Linked DNA regions of Homo sapiens: region 2 is linked to region 1. The links are chromatin loops, found by intact Hi-C in ENCODE. Cell type or tissue: Caco-2. All regions are shown on one strand. Each heading gives the region's core, and the rest is flanking DNA. Links, peaks and the distances in the headings are about the cores only. Region 1 overlaps HEPH (hephaestin). Region 2 overlaps HEPH (hephaestin).

What was found. Hi-C counts contacts between places; a loop is a spot of excess contacts. Peaks named below come from ENCODE experiments on the same cell type or tissue, not always from the same donor. Only the 100,000 strongest peaks of a DNase experiment are listed, where the experiment ranks them.
Region 2: a loop joins it to region 1, with 3 times the contacts of the local background. A loop is called at or near these places in 1 of 110 quality-filtered maps.

Annotation. Positions count from the first base shown.
Region 1 is chrX:66,202,049-66,204,972 of GRCh38, forward strand. It overlaps HEPH (hephaestin), which reads left to right. Exons shown (of 21, transcript NM_001367233.3): 13 at 1,316-1,529. Among named protein-coding and RNA genes, the nearest start is that of HEPH, 39 kb to the left of the region's middle. In Caco-2, for the core only: no CTCF peak of the experiment used is centred there; a DNase peak (open chromatin) is centred at 1,273.
Region 2 is chrX:66,265,636-66,268,559 of GRCh38, forward strand. HEPH (hephaestin) reads left to right here. Exons shown (of 21, transcript NM_001367233.3): 21 at 805-1,754. The coding sequence ends at 1,037. Among named protein-coding and RNA genes, the nearest start is that of HEPH, 100 kb to the left of the region's middle. In Caco-2, for the core only: no CTCF peak of the experiment used is centred there; no DNase peak of the experiment used is centred there.

The sequences.
Region 1 (2,924 bases), core at 145-2,644:
CATTAGAGGTGGAGAAGTGAAGAATGTAGAACTCTATTTGGGCCAAAATAGTCAGGGAGGGCTTTCTGGAAAAGAAACATGAATTGAGTCTTGGATAATGAGTGGACTCTCATAGATACTTGGGGGTGGGGTGGGCAGGTAAGTTCCAGAAAGAGGATAACAAAATGAATGAAGATTTCAAGGTAGGAATGAATGAGATGTGTGAGAGAAACAGTCAGAGTTCCATGTAGTTGGAGTGCTAGTTGAGTTTGAGACAATGTGTGGGAGGTGGAACTGGATTGGTAGTTTGGTGCCAACTCATAGAAGGCTTTGAAAGCCAGGAAGAAGAGTTTGTAGTGATGGGATAAGCACTGAGCAGCAAAGTAAGGAAACAATGAGAGTAATGTTCTAAGAAATTTAGCTTCTTTTGATCGACATTGAGTTTGAGTATCCTTGAGTTAGAAATTTGGAGCTTAAGATCTGGTCCAGGCAACTTCACAACACAGACATTTAAGACTGTTACCTGCACATTCCATTGTAAAAAATGAGTGAAGGACCTTCTAAAGCTGTCTTAGGTAAGCATCCCTCTGCAATCAAGACATTCTCTTTCTTTTTACCTAACTATTGAAGTCTACTTTATTTCTTTGGTACTTGATAGGAGACAACTCATCAATGTTTTTCTTGGAATAAGAATTATTACAGCTATATTTACTTATTTATAGCATCACTTAACTGAACATTGAATATGTTCTATACTAAGCACTGTTCACAAATTATTGTGTTTAATTGTAAAACAACCAAATAAAGTAAAATAATCCTCATTTTACTGATGAGGGAACTGAAAAACACAGAGGTTTAGCAATTGCCACAAGGTTTTATGTGTGCATATATATATATATATATATATATATACACACACACACACACACATAATATATTTTTATATATGTATATATATATGATTTATATATAATAAATGAAAGATAGGGTTACCAACCATGGCAGTTTGCCTAGTACTGAGGGGTTTCTAGGAATATGGGACTTACAGTGCTAAAACTAGAAACACCCTGGAAGAAGTTGGTTATTCTAGCGGCAGAGTTTAGTTTTAATAAACCCAGTGTATGTAGCTTTGGAGCCGGAGCTCTTAACCTTTGAGCCCATTACTCTCAATAAACTTTAAATACTCTTTTATCTATGTGTAGTTAAGGCAAGAGCCTTATCTGAGACTATCTGAAACTAACTCTTTTCTGCAGTATGCCTAGGGAAAGGCAGGAAATCCCCCAGGCACTACCCAGGGATGTTCTGAGTCAGATTTTTCTCTCTGATCCTCCCTCAGGGACATTTGAGATTTATTGCCAGGCAGGCAGCCATCGAGAAGCAGGGATGAGGGCAATCTATAATGTCTCCCAGTGTCCTGGCCACCAAGCCACCCCTCGCCAACGCTACCAAGCTGCAAGAATCTACTATATCATGGCAGAAGAAGTAGAGTGGGACTATTGCCCTGACCGGAGCTGGGAACGGGAATGGCACAACCAGTCTGAGAAGGACAGGTAAGGCTTCATAAATGGAGAGATTACACTTTTAGAAAAACATTTTGCAAATGAGAATACTGAAATTCTGAGATGAGGAGACTCTTATCTCAGGTCTCCTAATGTGATACCAACAGATTTGGGAGATGGGGCTATAATGCAGCTCTTATGAATTCTAGCTCACTGCTGCTTCCATATTGATATAGGGAGGGAATAAAGCTTGCCCACACCTTCACCCTCTTAATCTTTGTCTCTCTTCTTTCAGTTAGCTGGAAGTATTTACCCTGGGACTTAAATTTTACAGGATTTACTCAAGGGATTGAATGTCTCAAGCTCAGCTGTCCCTTGACAAAATGGCATTGCATTTATTAAGGTACAGACTAAGCTATGTAGCAGAAAATGTCTAAAACAGAGTGATTTAAATATGATAGAATTTTATTTCTTATTCACATAATAATACAAATATGAGCAATTCAGGGCTGGCAGGTGAACCCTATCATCCTCAGCACTTGCTTTCCTTTCTGGGGCCAAGATGTCTGTTCCAGTTGTAGCTATTCCCGGCTATCATGAAGAAAGAAAGAAAGAAGTCCAGGGCAAGCAGCATTGTCTATAAGGACACAGCATGGAAATTGTATATATCACTTTTTCTTATACTCTGTTGTTCTGAACTAATTCTTATGGCCATAATTGGCTGCAAAAAGAGTCTAAAAGATGTAATCTCTAATTAGTCAGCCATGTGCTCAGCTAAAAGTTAGGTGATTCTATTACTAAAAAAGAAGGAGAGAACGGAAATGGAGATACAAATTAGCAGTCTCCACTACTTTGTTTTTGGTGCTGTCACTACACTTTAGCAATTTTTACTCTTTGCGTTGTTCGTTGAAGGTTGAAGTCTTCCTGCTAAACATCTAAAAATTTTACTTTATTTTTAATTCTTGATTTTTGATGTTCAGATAGACATACAATTATGAAAACAAAAATCCATGGAATGTATGCTAAGTTTTCTGTAAACAGAAGCAGATAACTGGGCTGGACATTTTTTTGAAGATTCCATCTATCACCTCTGTCTATATACATGCTAAAAGGAAAATATGTTACTAATTGATACTGACTTTGAAAACACTAATTTAAGCCACAATTGAATTATCAGCAACTACTGAGAATAAAATTTGACTTTATGTAGAAATCAGTTATTTATTTAGTTCCTCTCACTTGTTTCTGATCAGAACCCAGTGAGATACTTCTAACAAGATCTTATAATTTAAAAAAAAGAAAAAGGAAAAGAGATATTTACATCAGTTTTTTAAAAATATAATATTAGTTGCTAGCATTCAGGTAGGGCCCAAGTGAGAATGGTTTTTTTAATAATTTGGACTTTTATTATAGATTCAGGCAGTACATGTGCAGGTTTCTTACATG
Region 2 (2,924 bases), core at 308-2,807, 64 kb after region 1:
TTTGCAGAGACATGTAAAATTTAAGGTAGGGCTAGAAAGATAAGGAGTAAAGTGTGTTCAGACAAAGGGATTAGCATGAGCAAAGTCTTAGAAGCCTGAAAGGGGATCACTTTTTATGAGGAGGAAAGAATGTGTTGCTATGGCTGAAAACTAGTAGATAGGACTAGAAGGATAGATTAGAGCCTGATACTGAGAGTTGGAATGTCTGGTTTAAAAGTCTGAGCTTTTCTCTGTAGGCTAATTGGGAATCATCAAAAGTGTGTATGCCAAGAACTAACAATCAGATATTTCTCTTGGAAAGGTCTATGTGACATCAGCGTTAACATGACCCAAAGAGGTAAGACTGGACAGCCTAGTAGCAGGTTCTTGTCATGGTTTAATTGTCAAAATTGCTATTGATAAGCTGGATGACTGAGTCAAATTTCTTTCTGAAGTTTCCCTTATTGCCTCCAATTCTACCCTCTGAAGCCATACAGAACAAGTCAAATTCATCTTTTTTTTTTATATCACAGTCCTTTAGATATTTGAGAACATGTATCAAGGGCCTTCCCAATCTGAGTCTTAGCTCTTTCCATGAATGGACTGGGGCCTCAGTGATTCTCAAGGACCCTTATAGCTGTTACATCATGTTTTCTTGATTCTCTAACCTCTAAATCTGTCTTCATCAGCTAGTTTTGTGAAGGATAAGGACAGGCCTCCTGTCCTATTTGGATTGACTTGTTTTTTTCAGGTGATGACTATAGATAGTTACCTTTTAGAGTACTCCCCATCCCAGGATGCCCATTTTTTTTTTCTCCATTTCAGCAGTGCCCCCCAGAGACATTGAAGAAGGCAATGTGAAGATGCTGGGCATGCAGATCCCCATAAAGAATGTTGAGATGCTGGCCTCTGTTTTGGTTGCCATTAGTGTCACCCTTCTGCTCGTTGTTCTGGCTCTTGGTGGAGTGGTTTGGTACCAACATCGACAGAGAAAGCTACGACGCAATAGGAGGTCCATCCTGGATGACAGCTTCAAGCTTCTGTCTTTCAAACAGTAACATCTGGAGCCTGGAGATATCCTCAGGAAGCACATCTGTAGTGCACTCCCAGCAGGCCATGGACTAGTCACTAACCCCACACTCAAAGGGGCATGGGTGGTGGAGAAGCAGAAGGAGCAATCAAGCTTATCTGGATATTTCTTTCTTTATTTATTTTACATGGAAATAATATGATTTCACTTTTTCTTTAGTTTCTTTGCTCTACGTGGGCACCTGGCACTAAGGGAGTACCTTATTATCCTACATCGCAAATTTCAACAGCTACATTATATTTCCTTCTGACACTTGGAAGGTATTGAAATTTCTAGAAATGTATCCTTCTCACAAAGTAGAGACCAAGAGAAAAACTCATTGATTGGGTTTCTACTTCTTTCAAGGACTCAGGAAATTTCACTTTGAACTGAGGCCAAGTGAGCTGTTAAGATAACCCACACTTAAACTAAAGGCTAAGAATATAGGCTTGATGGGAAATTGAAGGTAGGCTGAGTATTGGGAATCCAAATTGAATTTTGATTCTCCTTGGCAGTGAACTACTTTGAAGAAGTGGTCAATGGGTTGTTGCTGCCATGAGCATGTACAACCTCTGGAGCTAGAAGCTCCTCAGGAAAGCCAGTTCTCCAAGTTCTTAACCTGTGGCACTGAAAGGAATGTTGAGTTACCTCTTCATGTTTTAGACAGCAAACCCTATCCATTAAAGTACTTGTTAGAACACTGAAAGACTGAATTTGGTGATTTTTGACAGTCTCTGTGGCTTCTGTCACTGTGATTGAAACAGAAAATACTTAGGGGGTGAGTGAGTATAGTATGTATTTGTCTAGCCTTTGTAGAACCTACAAGTTTTTGTTTTAGAGATGAGGAAGCTGTTCCAGAGGAAGCATCAAAGAGTGCTGGGTACCACCCTAGAAAAGGAGCTGTCGCATAAATGACAAAAATTTTCTGAGTGTCAAGAAAATTTGCCAGAGGGAAATAGAAGTCTGAGACGAGACTCAAACCTGTCCAGTGGGCCAGGGGAAGTAGGACCATATCTTATGGGGCCTTTTTGGCAGTGGTGGTGTGAAAGGTCTAGTTGCAACTTTGGGGGCTTCCTTATAGGATGGAGTCATTCTTTCTGGTATTTTACAGCAATATTCCTTTGTTACATGCAAATTTGAGCCAAATATTGGTTAGAGAGCACAGATAAGTGATAAATTTTAGATTGGGTAAGATGGCCCACCCCACTGCAATATCCATAATATTGTACCACATGGCAAGTGGAGAACAGAAGAGGTATCAAGGAGAGAAAAGATGATAACTATGTACTGTTTTACACTTTAAAAAGCATTTTAATTCTTGATTGCGTTTGGATTACCTCAGGGCAAGTCATTTTACATTTGAGTAATGTTATCCATTTATACATTTGAGTGAACAAAAGCTTATGGACATTAAGTAACTTCATCCAAGATCCCTCAGGTAGAAGTTGAGCAGGGATTCATGTATTCATCTGTTTGACTCCAAATACCTATTTCATCCTCATATATCATGGAAACATCCACTAATCTCCATCCACCTTACCCATATTGATTCCAACTTTTCTGTCTGTCCAGCAATCTGTCTGTCTAGGTAGCAATCTCTTGAAGATAAAATGTAGAAACTCACAGAGCTGGTGTTCAGTTACGATATAAGTTTGGAGGAGAAAACACAATCCAGAAGCTATGATTCCTCTTGTTTTTCCATGGTCAATGGGTTTCTGGAGAGCTTTACTGAGAATCTCAGAAATAAAGTGTGGGTGGAAGGGGGATTTAGATGGCTAGTTATCCAAGAGTTAGTGTTTAGGCCATTGCAGAATCAATGATTTAACAGCAGCAGAACTGTTTTGGCCTGCAGTTAACATGAATGTTAATGAAGACC